2 separate regions of the Homo sapiens genome follow, and region 2 is linked to region 1. A link is a contact called in ENCODE Hi-C data. All regions are on one chromosome and are shown on one strand. The core of a region is the stretch at or near the end of the contact, and the rest is flanking DNA. Distances in the headings are between cores, read along the strand shown.

Region 1 (6,604 bases), core at 1,891-4,390:
TTGTTCAACTTTTCTGGGGAATAATTTGGCAACAGGTATCAAAAGCCTGAAAAATGGTATCTACCCTTTAACTTAATAATTACCTTCCTAGGGATTTATTCTAAGGAAATAATCAGAAATGGTCAAAGATTTATGTTCATGGATTTTCATATAAAAGCATTAGATCAAAAACTGGAAATGTCCAATAAGAATTTGGTTATATAAAATTATGGCATAACCATAAGGTAAGACTATATAGCTATTTAAAATTACATGAACTAGCCCACCTCAGTGGTGCATGCCTGTATTCTCAACTACTTGAGAGGCAGAGGCAGGCAGATCACTTGAGCCCGCGAGTTTGAGGATGCAGTGTGCTATGATTGTGCCTGTGAGTAGCTATTGGACTCCAGCCTGGGCAACATAGTGAGACCTCATCTCTAAAAAATAAATTAAAATCTTTAATAATAAAAAAAGAAAATCATATATACTAAATATTAAAGGGAGAAACTGTTCAAAATATATTGCTAAGTGAAGAGAGCTATAAATGTATTAAACATTCTTGAAAAAGTGTATCTTACACAAATATCTGGGAGGTCAGAAATGATAATGTGACATTTATGTCAGGTGGCAGAATTAAGAGGCATATCTTCTCCCTTCCGTGTTCTAAATTTTCCACATTTTCTGCAATATTATCACCACCCCTTCTTGTCAACATTTACTGTTGTACTTATTATGTTTTGGACAAGATCCTAAGAACTTTACTTCTATCTCATTTAATCCTCATAACAACAGTATGGGTAGGTACTACTTTACAGATTAGATTATTGGGGCAAAGAAAGGTTAAGGATTCAGATCCAAGTTCTCTGATTTCAGCACTTTTAACACCCACCCCCTCCGTGTGTGTGTGTGTGTGTGTGTGTGTGTGTGTGTGTTTCCTAAATAACCAGACAGCCAAGGATGATCCTTATGTTAGAAGAAAAGCTACTCTGCTCAAGAGAGCATCAACCAAGAGTCACCTGGGGGAGCAGTTATAGGGAGCAGTTACCATTTCTTCAGTATAGGAAAAACAAAGATAGGGGGAACTCCATAAAAAAAAATGTGATTATGTTCAATGAAGATTTCAGAATATCTAGGAAACAAGAAGCTAATGATTAAGCCAGAAACAAGAAAATCTAACCAGTCAGCAATTATCCATGTTGGACTTAATAGAAATCAATCAGTAGAAAACTAAGTTGTCCTCCCCCTCTCCTCTCCCAATATAGCCTCAGGTTCTGGGGTGCTGCATTATGCAGAGGGCAGAAGGATTAACACAAGGAGAAAATAAAGCTTTCATGCCTTCACATTTTTCCTAGACGCATAGGAAAAGGATTAAATATCCACAGGGGCCAAAGAAAACCTCTAAATGAAAAACATTCTTGTCCCCTAACTATATTGCCAATCACAAAGTCTAGTCCTGTTTTGTATTCTTTATTAAGGCCCATGAGCCATAATGGTTTGGAAAAATCTAAAGACAGCAGTTTGTAAGCCTCTTTTAACTAAGGTATTGCCTGGTTACAGATGGCAATGTTTACACTATCATTTGCATCACAATCAGTAGCACAATAATTCGGGAAGAAGCTGTCCATTATCGGTGACATTACTTTATCAGCTGGGTCTAAAAGAGATAAGGCGAGTTAAACTTGGAAATCAGTCCAAAGAAAGCAAAAAAGTAAGCAAAAACATTTAGGAAAAAATATTCGAAATATTCTTATCTGATTATTAGGTGAAAACTTTCCCCTTAACAAATCTGTAAGATTGTGGGCAGGGCTCTGATTTAATCGATAGGGTAACAATAAAATACAAATTACACCTATCAGAAACTAAAGATCCCACACTTAGGTGGAAGGGGCACTGAAATAATCAGGTAACCAAGTCATCTCTAAAACAGTCCCATGGTGCCGGTAGAGGGTGTAAGTCGGAGTCGAGGAAGCAAGTTTTACTGGCAAGGCAATGGAAAAAACGCAAGTTGCAATGCACTGTCCAATCCTAGTCTTCCACTACATTGCCTGTCCTCAATTATCTTTAACATTCAGGTATAAAATTGTTTCCTAAATTCCCTACACAGAGCTTAAAGAAGGAGCCAAGTCCAGGATGGACTCGGTTACTGAAAAATACGCTTTTGCATTATCTGTACCACTAGCTGCACTGGGGAAGGTCAAACATTCCAGAATTGAGATTTCCAAGATTTTTTGGATGGCTCAAGCTGAGATGCTGGCTATCAAGGATGCAGAGTCAACGCATCACTTTAACAAATCAACTAGATTTATGGCTCCAATTACTCAGGTAGATGATTCATAAGATGAGAAAAGCCAACGCTTGCTGATCTAAGGGAAGTCGTAATAATTTTGGCGCCTGCAGTATATAATGTCAGTTTCCCTCAACACCAAGCCGAACGGACCAACACCATTTCGAATCAAAAAGCTGCTTATTGGACTCTAGGAAAAGAAAGACCAGGAGAGCTCAGTACGCAGGTAGGCTCTCTAAATGCAAGCTAGTCTAAGAGCTGAAGCAACCCAGTCCAGCCTGGGTGGCTCAACAGCAAAGCCAAGCCACGTGTCCCTACCGCCCTGGCTAAGCGTCGGTCCCCTCTCGTCGCTCTATGCAGCCACTATCTATTGGGTCCCCCAGCCCTTGCCCTCAAACGCAGAAGCTTCGCCTCACACTCCATCTTTTGACTCCACCCCACCGCACGGTAAGAATGAACGTGACCCTCCCGCGAGAGGTAAAATAACGGAAACAGCCCGTGGGGTAGGCTAGTCACAGAGCTGCACCCTCTCCCCCCAACCCCCAGTCTGTTTGAGCTCAAGCGGCGACCCCATCCCTCCTATACTCTGCCGCCTGGGCAGGTGAGGTCTAGTCAGGGTCCCAACTTGGTCCTTACCAGGTCTCCTGGTTGCTGAATTTCTTAGTCACCACCTTGCCTAGCTCCAGGCCCAGGCGGTCAGCAATTTTCTGAGATAAGTCCTGGTGGGAGCTGCCGCTGAAGATTTTGATATTCGGCATCCTGGCCAACTACCCTAAGCACTCCACTAAGCGATCACGGCTGCTGCAGAGACCGGAACCGAAGTCGGCCACAGACTCAATACCAAGCGCTTTGCGTTGCTACTCCGCCATCTTACATTCCCGCCCGGCGCGCGGCTCTAAATTACCCAAAGCGGCGGAGGTGGGGTCAGCGGCGAAGTCCACACCCCGCTGGCAACGATTAGCTAAGAGGGAGCGAAGGGCGGGGTTTGGTCCTCGGTGTAGCTCTGCCTCCTTCCGATTCTCTCAGGTATTGGGTGAAGAGCATGAACGGGGGCGAGACTAACCCATAGCCCGGCCCCCTGTAGCTAGGCTGTTGGGGACAGGAGACGTTGGACTGGGGGTGGAGGGATGCTGGTGACGTCTGAGGCCAGATCGTTCCCGCTAGCGGGAAATCAACCATGCCTGCTTTTTTATTTCCCCTCCCTCAGCGCAGGAAAGTAAGTCTGGCTCTGGTTTACAGTTTCCTTTAAGAAAATCTGTTTATCAGGATGACAGCCACGAGTTTGCATGTTTCTGAACACATTTTTTATCTCTTTATAAGGATGGGGCTGAATTAAAACACTTTTACATCACAGACGTGCATGCAAGGAGTTTGCTTGCCCATTGTAATTGCAGTGTCGCCTTTGCCTGCAAGACAGTTTACATGGGGGAAGTGACTGAAGGCATGCCACCTGAATCATCCAAGAGACACTGCAAGAGAAAGTTGTTTTGTTTCTAGTGCTGGAACCAAGTATGTTGAAACAAGTGAAGGAAGATGGATTTTCCAAACTATCTGGACAATAAAGATCTAACTTTTATAGCCCTCGGAAAGGAAAGAAAGTATAGTGTTCTATGGGACTTCAGATAAAGAGCCCTGAAGGGATTTGAAAAAACCTGGGTTTTAGTCCTGTCTGCCTCATGTAAGCCTCAATGTCATCAGCTACATGTTGCTAATGTGGCCTTTTACACCATGTTTTATTATTTTTATAGCGATACTTGTTAATTGGACCTAAGTGAGCCTTTATTCTTGCACCATGTTTCCATTAAGCATATTTTAAGCATGGGTTAGGAGAAGATAAAAATCATACAATTCTGGAATCAAAAGTGACCATAGTGCTCATAACTACCAAATGTAAAAATAGAAGGGACCTCAGAGATCATATAGTCGTTTTACATATGATAAAACTGAGATGGAGGTGGGAGAGGGATTTATCTAAGTGGCAAAGGCAGAAAATACTCAAAGCAGCATCCTGTCTTTGTCTTACTGCTATTTTCAGCAGTGTCCATGGAGGACTTCTCCTTCTGACCTTTTTTGCACTTTTACAAGCTCAGAAATTTAATGTAGGCCCATGTATATAGGAATACTTGGAGAAGGAAGTAAACTGCAAGGCAGAATATTAGTAGTCTTCCATCATAGGCCATTCATCAAATATTTACTGAGTGTTCTATTGCATGCAAGGCAGTGTGCAAGGCGTTGAGGGGACTACAAAGTATTTGCCCCAAGGGATTCGTTCATTCAATAAATATTTAGTGAACATTCTTTATGTGCTAGGCCCTGTGTATTGGCACAAGAATACATTAGTAAACAATTAAAAATACCCTGCTGTCATGGAGTTTACATTCTCAAACAATAAACATGTAAATAAGCAAAATGCATAGTATGTCAAATGGCAATAAGTGTTGTGGAAAAAAAAATCAGGCAAGGAAAGTGGGATAATGTGCCAGAGTGTAGAGGAGAGGAGTACAATTTTAAGTAGGGTGGTCAGAGAAGACCTGTCTTGGAAGGTAACATTTGGGCAAAGACCTGAAGGAGGAAAAAAAAAACAAAAAAATGAGCCATGTTGATATCTCGATAAGCAAAGAGAACAGAAAGGGCAAATACCCTAAGGCAGATGTATCTCGCTTGTTTGAGGAATACCAATGCGGGACGAGTGTTGTGTGGTGGAGGTGGAATGTATCTATAAGAGAAAAGGAGGAAAGTGAGGTCAATGAGATAAGAGTGATTGGAGGCCGGCCAGGCACGGTAGCTCACGCCTGTAATCCCAGCACTCAGGGTGGCCGAGGTGGGCGGATCACTTGAGCTCAGGAGTTCAAGACCAGCCTGGGCAACGTGGCGAAACCTCGTCTCTACAAAAAATACAAAAATTAGCCAGGCGTGGTGGTGGGCACCTGTAGTCCCACTGAGGCAAGAGAATCACTTGAACTTGGGAGGCAGAGGTTGCAGCAGTGAGCGGAGATCGCACCACTGCACTCCAGCCTGGGCGACAGAGTGAGATTCTGTCTAAACAAAACAAAACAAAACAGTGATTGGGGGACTCAGGTGGGCACGATGGCTCATGTCTGTAATCCCAGTACTTTGGGAGGCCGAGGCGGGCGGATCACTCGAGCTCAGGATTTGCAGACCAGCCTGGGCAACATGGCAAAACCTTATCTCTACAAAAAATACAAAAATTAGCTGGGCATGGTGGCAAGCACCTGTAGTCCCAGCTTCTGGGGAGGCTGAAATGAGAGGATCACTTGAGCCTGGGAGGCAGAGATTGCAGTAAGCCGAGATCGCGCCACTGCCCTCCAGCCTGGGTGACAGAGAGAGACCCTGTCTCCAAAAAAAAAAAAAAAAAGGGATTGTGGGGAGAGTGCTGATCATGCAGAACCTTATAGGTTATTTTAGGGGTTTTTGCTTTAACTGAGTAAGAATTTTTAGCAAAGAGTGACATAATCTAACTTCCCTTTTAAAAAGATCACCCCAGCTACTGAGAACAGAGTGTAGGAGGCAAGATAGGAAGCAGGAAGACCGATTAGGAGTTAACTTCCAAAGAAAGTTGATAAGACATTTATACAAATAATTACAAAGCACAGACAATGTAATACGCTACCATAGAGAAGCCTGTGCTTGGATAATGTGGAGGCTGCTGTAACAAGGAGACTCTAAAATATAGCGGCTTTAGTAAGACAAATTATTTCTCTCTTGCATAACAGGCTGGCTGGTCTAAGCCAGTGGGATGATTCTGCTCCATGCTAGGTCATGGACACATCCACATTCTAGCTCAGAGAAGAGGTCTAGGCAAGGGATTTCCTTTTAAGCAAGTGAGATGAAATTTATCCATCCCACTTTCTCTCACATCCCTTTGGCAAGAGCTCAGTCACAATTCGCACCTAACTGCAAGAAAGACTAGGAAATGTTTTGTTAGGTGGCCCTGTTCCCAGAAAGAAGAGAGAATGAATTTTGGGTATGCAACTAGAAGTCTCCCATAAGGCCCAAACAAAATGCTCTGCAGGTCCAGAGGTAGAAGATATCACCTCTGCATGGAGTATCCTGGGAAATATTTTTGGAGGTAGAAGCACATGAACTAGGCCTTGATTGATGAGTAGGGTTTTGACAGGCAATGATTGAGAGGAGGTGGATCTCCCAGGCAGGAAGAAAAGATGAGGAAGCAGAGAGAGGTTTTGAAGAAGAGAAAATAGTTTAGTTTTGCTGGAATATCAAGTACCATATTGGGACTTCATTCCGCAGGCAATAGGAAGCCATTGACTGTTCTGGAGTAAGAGCATGACACGATCATAACTGTGCTTTAGGTAAACTTTT
Region 2 (6,604 bases), core at 2,933-5,432, 490 kb after region 1:
AGTGGCAAGACCAGTATGTGTATTCTCATGGCAGAAATGGAGCTTTGTACATCTCTGTAAATACTCTTTCTCCCATCAGACATACTTAGCACTAGGAATTCAGGTACATTAATTCTGAGTGTAACTTTGATTTTAATAAACTGGGTATCTTAAAAGAATCTATGAGTAGTGAGAAGACAGTATTCTCTCTTTCATCCTCTTCCCTCTCCCCTCTCCCTGTATCCTTCCCTTCCTCCGTTTCTGAATGAGAAATAAACCTTAATTATGGCAAGCCCCTAAGATTTCAAGGTTGCTTTTAAACAGCCTAACTAACAACCTCACTAACATAGAAGGTAGATTGGACAATAACTGAAACCTTAAAATGTGGCACTGGCTTAGCAGGCAGGCAACAATGAGGAAACATACGGTGAAGGCTGAAAAGATGGCCAGCCATATTAAGCAGTTAGAACAGATTTGGTAAAACTGTTGCCTAACATAAATTGGGGGTCATATTATATGGTTACTGAGCTGGCAGTTGTAGGAAAAGAGGTTGGGAATCAAAACTTATTTGTGTGCGTTGGTCTTTTTTTAATTGAAGTTTCTATTGAGGTAGTTGTAGAATAATATAGAAGTCATGTTAATTCTTTACCTAGTTTTCCTCAGAGGCAACATCTTGCAAAACTGTAGTACAGTATTACAACTAGGATATTCACATTGATAAAATCTAATCTACTTCAGATTTCCCCAGTTTTACTTGTGTGTGTGTATTTAGTTCTGTACAGTTTTATCACATGTAGATTTGTATATCTACCACCATAGTCAAGATACAGAACAGTTTCATACCACATTTCCTCATGTTCCCCCTTTAATCACAGCATCCACCTTCCCTCCCTTCTACCAAGTTCCCTTACCCACCCCTCTACCGCATTTCCTAATTAACTCCTTGGCAACCACAAATCTATTTTCTATTTCTAAAATTCTATCATTTCAAAATACATAAATAGAGTCATACAGCATGTAACCTTTTGGGATTGGCTTTTTTCCCCCTCAGCATAATTCTCCAAAGATTCATTGTGTTTCTGTGTGTATCAATAGTTTGATTCTTTCTATTGCTGAGTAATATTCCATGGTATGGGTATACCGCAGTTGGTTTAACCATTCACCTGTTGCAGGACATCTGGGCTGTTTCCAGTTTTAGGACATTATGAATAAAACTGCTGTGAACATTTATGTACAGGTTCTTTTGTGAATGTAAGTTTTCATTTCTCTGGGATAGATATCCAAGAATACAATTGCTGGATCATATGGTAGTTGTGGGTTTAGACACTGCCACATTATTTTCCAGACTGGCTGTACCATTTTATGTATCCCCCAGCAGTGTATGAGTGATCCAGTTTGTCTGTGTCCTCACCAGCATTTGGTATTTTCGCTATTTTTCATTTTAGCTCTTGTAATGGAGGTGTAGTGATATCAAGGCAGTTTTAAGTTGCATTTCCCTGATGAATGATGGTGCTGAACCTTTTCCTGTACTTACTTCCCATCAGTATAAACTTTTCAGTGAAATGCCTGTTTGTGTCCTCTGTCCATTTTCTAATCAAATTGTTTATTTTTTACTGTTGTGTTTTGAGAATCTTCATGTGTTCTAGATGCAAGTCTTTTGTCACATATGTGGTTTGCAAATATTTTCTCGCAGTCTGTAGCCTATCTATTCATTTTCTTAGTAGAGTTGTTCACAGAACAAAGTTTTTTAATTTTGATGCAATGCATTTGATCAGTTTTATTTTATGGATTATGTTTATGGTGTCCAGTCTAAGAACTTTTTGCCTAGCCCCATATCCCCAAGATTTTTTCCTATATCTTTTTTCTACAAGTTTTATCATTTTACATTTAAGGCTGTGACCCATTTTGATTTAATTTTTATATAAGATAGGAGGCTTAGATTAAGATTCTTCTTTTTTTTCCTACAAATATCCAGTTGTTCCAGCACCATTTTTGAAAAAGTATCCTTCCTCAATTAAATTGCTTTTGTGCCTTAAAAAACAACAACAACAAAAAACCTGTTTGACATATTTGTGTGGGTCTTTTTCTGAGGTCTCTATACTATGGGTCTATGTGTCTTTCCCCCAATGCTTTCATTACTATAGCCATACAGTAAGAAGCCTTAGTATCTGGTAGAATGATTCTTCTCACTTTATTCTACTCTGTCAAGATTGTTTTAGTTTCCATGAAAATGTCCTGGGATTTGATAGGAATTGCATTTAACCTATAGATCAATTTGGGGAGAATTAACATCTTTACTGTGTTGAGTCTTCCCATCTATGAACATATGTCCCAAAATTTATCTAGGTGTTCTTTGATTTCTTTTATGAGCATTTTGTAATTTTCATCACCCACATCACATACATGTTTTGGTTTTGTTAGATTTATACCTTAGTATTTTATTACTTTGTAGTGATTATGAATGGTATTATGTTACGCAAGTTTTTGTTAGTGTAAAATCAACACAATTTTTGTGTGTTGATTTTATATCTTTTGACATTGCTGAACTCACTTGTTAGTTCTAGGCGGTTTTTTTGTGTGGATTCCTCGGAATTTTCCTTATAGACAGTTATGTCATCTGCAAATAGAGTATTATTTCTTCCTTTCCAATCTGTATGTCATTTATTTCTTTTTCTTGTCTTTTTGCACTGGCTAGAACTTCCAGTATACTATGTTGAGTAGTAGTGATAAGAGCAGACATCCTTGCCTTGTTCCTGATCTTATGTGGAAAGTCTTCAGTCTTTCACCTTAAGTATGATGTTATTTGTAGATTTTTTTTGTAGACGCCCTTTATCAAGTTGAGGTAATTCCCCTCTGGGAGTTTTTGTTTGTTTGTTTGTTTTACCATGAACAGGTACTGGATTTTGTCAAAATTCCTTTTCTGTAGCAATTGACATAATCATGATTTTTCTTCTTTAACTCATGATACAGTGGATTACATTGAGATATAATAATTTTATTTTATTTTATGTTTTGAGACAGAGTTTCACTCTTGTTGCCCAGGCTGGAGTGCAATGGTGCAAACTTGGCTCACTGCAACATCCGCCTCCCAGGTTCAAGCGATTCTCCTGCCTCAGCCTCCCAAATAGCTGGGATTACAGACGTGCCACCACACCCAGCTAATTTTGTATTTTTAGTAGAGACAGAGTTTCACCTTGTTGGTCAGGCTGCTCTCGAACTCCTGACATCTGGTGATCCACCCACCTCAGCCTCCCAAAGTGCTGGGATTACAGGCATGAGCCACCACGCCCAGCCTACGTTGATATATTTTCAATCTTGAGTCAGCCTTACATATGTGGAATAAATTCTACTTGGTCAGGGTTTATAATTCCTTTTATACATTGTAGCCAAATACATCTAGTCTTTTGTTGAGGATTTTTAAATGTATGAGAGATTTTTCAAGTGTTCATGATATGTATTGGTTGGTAGTTTGGGGCATTTTTTGTTTTGTTTTCTTTTGCTGTTTCTGCCAGGTTTTGGTAATAGTATAATACTGGCCTTTATTTTTTAGAAGGATTTGTGAATAATTGGTATTAATTCTTCTTTAAGTGCTTGGTAGAATTTTCCAGTAAAGTTATCTGGGCCTGGATATTTTGTTTTTGAGAGCTTTTAAGTTACAAATGGAATTTCTTTAATGTTTCCAGGACTATTCAGATTATCTGTTTCATCTTGGTTGAGATCTCATAGTTTGTAGTCTTTTAGGAATTGGTGCATTCCTGCTAAGTGGTTGACTTTATGAGTATAAATTTGTTGATAGGATTTCCTTTTTACCCTTTTAATGGCAGTAGGATCTGTAGTGGTATACCCTGTTTCCTGGTTTTGGTGATTTGTGTTTTCTCTATTTTTTTTTCTGTCTTGCTAGAGGTTTATTAATTTTATTGATTTTTTTCAGAGTCAGCTTTTTGTCTCGATGTTTTTCTGTGATTTTTCTGTTTGCAATTTCATTGATAACAACTCTTTGTTATTTTCTTCATTCTGCTTGCTTTGGGTTAATTTTGCTCTTTTTCTGTTTTCTTAAGGTAAGAACTTAAGATTATTGATTTGCAAACTCTCCTTCTTTTTAATAAGTGACTTATGGGTTGGAGGGTAGCATATACAGCGTGGGTGTTGTTAGACAAAGGGATGATTCACATCCTGGGTGGGGCAGAGCTGAACTGTGTAAGATTTCATCACACTACTCAGAATGGTGCACAATTTAAAACTTATACATGGTTTATTTCTAGAAATTTTTATTTAACATTTTCTGACCACAGTTGACCACTGGTAACTGAAATCACGTAAAGTGAAACCATGCCTAAGGGAGGACTACTGCATTCTCCTTATTTATTTATTTATTTATTTTTGCCAACGCGCCCAGCTAAGGGCTCATTTTTAATCATAAATAATATTGCCTAATATTACAGCTGACATTCCATTATTACCTTGCCTAGTAGGTTTCCAGAGAAACAGTGTTGAAAGCCAAACTCGAGGTCATTTCACCAGGGAGAAAGAAAAGGTTTTATTAACCCTTTACTCATAGCAGTCCAGGGTAATCTCACAGTATCAGGACCCAGTCTCCTATATTGCTGCTCTGCCATTCATGGCTTCTATTTCCAAGGTTACTTTGAAGTCCAAGAATCCTGCTGGAGCTCTAGCTACCACATCCATGTTCTAGCAGGAACAGAAGATGAGCCCACCTGCTTCCCCTTAAGCCTTTAAGTTTAAAGAAACTTCCCAGAAGCACCACTAAGCACTTGTTATTTTCTTTTTTCTTTTTTTTCCCATCACTCAGCACTTCTTATTCCATGTCAATTCCAGAACTTAGTCATATGACCACATGTATCTGCAAGGAAAGCTAGGCACATTGCTAACCTGAATAAATTATGGGATTCTGATACAAAGCAAAAAAGGGAGAACAGATCATTGGGTCAGGCAATTAGCATGCTCTCCTATACATACATAAGGGGGAAACAATAAGCTTTTTATTAAAAGCTGAGACTAAAAAAATGTCACATAAATTAGCTGGGCATGGTGGCACATGCCTATAATCCCAGCTACTTGGGAGGCCGAGGCATGATAATCGCTTGAACCTGGGAGGCAGAGGTTGCGGTGAGCCAAGATCATGCCACCGCACTCCAGCCTGGGCAACAAGAGTGACAGACTATCAAAAAATAAAAAAATTAAAAAGTCATGTAGACATTGGGATATAGATGATTGCTTATAATCATCTGCTTATGATTTTAAAATGCTTTTTATCAAGGTAAGTCATTTTCCAATGAAATACAAAACTTTTGAAAGAAAAAAATTCTTTGGGCCAGGCATGATGGCTCACACCTGTAATTATAGCACCTTGTCGAGGCAGGAGGACCACTTGAGCTCATGAGTCCGACACCAGCCTGGGCAACACGACAAAACCCCGTCTCTACAAAAAATACAAAAATAAGCTGGGCATGGTCGCACACGCCTGTAGTCCCAGCCACTAGGGAGGCTGAGGTGGGAGGATGGCTTAAGCCCAGGAGGCGGAGGTTGCAGTGAGCCCAGACTGCGCCACTGCACTACAGCCTGGGCGACAGAGCCAGAACTTGATTTAAAAAAAAATTATTCATCCTAGAACGTTAGCTCTCTAATCTGTTAAAATAGTTTTATCTCCATCAATTGTGAGATGTAATTAACATGAGGTATATTTTAACTTACTGGTGCTAGGTTAAACTATAGGAAATTGCTGTTTTTTGTAGTCAGAAACAATAAAATATTGGCAATTTTACACAGGTCAACCTGTAACAAAGTATCAAAGGGTGTGAATAATTTACTTAAAAAATATAAACTAGCACAGATTTAGTTTACTGCCATGATAAAATGACTAATACAGCTGAATTTCAATAATCTTTCTCAAGTGGGAAAGGAGCAAAATTACATCTGGAATATTTGGAATTGTTCCTTTATCCTTAAGCACTTCAAAATTCTTTTTCTGTTCCTAGATAAAATACTTATTGTAGTAGACTAAAAATAGGCCCCAAAGACTTCCATGCCCTAATCCCTAGTATTATGCCTGTGTATGTTAAATGACCTAGCAAAAGAGACTTTGCAGATGGAATTAATGTTGTTTTGTTTTGTTTTGTCTTTGAGATGGAGTCTCGCTCTGTCGCCCAGGTTGGAGTGCAGTGGTGCAATCTCAGCTCACTGCAACCTCCACCTCCCGGGCTCAAGCAATTCTCCCACCCCAGCACCCTGAGTAGCCGGGACCACAGGTGTGTGCCACCATACCTGGATAATTTTTGTATTTTTAGTAGAGACGGGGTTTCACCATGTTGGCCAGGCTGGTTTCAAACTCCTGACCTCGTGATCCACCCGCCTCGCCTCCCAAAGTGCCGGGATCACAGGCGTGAGCCACTGCGCCCGGCCAGAATTAATCTTATACACCTTCAGCAGGGTGCAGTGGTTCATGCCTGCAATCCCAGCACATTGAGAGGCCAAGACAGGAGGATCACCAGAGCCCAGGAGTTCAAGACCAGCCTGGGCAACATAATGAGAACCCATCTCTTAAAAAAAATGTAAAAAAACAGCCAGGCATGGTGGTGTGTGCCTGCAGTCCCACCCACTCAGGAGG

Evidence for each region. Hi-C counts contacts between places; a loop is a spot of excess contacts on that map. Pooled maps may share reads with other maps.
Region 2: a loop to region 1 is called in a map with no recorded cell type, with 18 times the contacts of the local background. The contact joins the enhancer-like site here to the promoter of PRPS1 in region 1. A Hi-C loop is called at or near these places in 1 of 168 maps with a recorded cell type or tissue (CD4-positive, alpha-beta T cell), 1 of 37 single-sample maps with no recorded cell type and 1 of 50 pooled maps.

What each region holds. Positions count from the first base shown.
Region 1 is chrX:107,625,046-107,631,649 of GRCh38, reverse strand. PRPS1 (phosphoribosyl pyrophosphate synthetase 1) reads right to left here and starts at 3,140. Exons shown (of 7, transcript NM_002764.4): 1 at 2,900-3,140. The coding sequence starts at 3,021. RefSeq lists a silencer at 3,253-3,302.
Region 2 is chrX:107,133,454-107,140,057 of GRCh38, reverse strand. All of the region lies in intron 8 of NUP62CL (nucleoporin 62 C-terminal like), which reads left to right. Among named protein-coding and RNA genes, the nearest start is that of RBM41, 18 kb to the right of the region's middle. Within about 2 kb of position 4,182, at least 5 of the 41 ENCODE cell types and tissues checked have a DNase peak (open chromatin) inside an H3K27ac peak, as active enhancers do.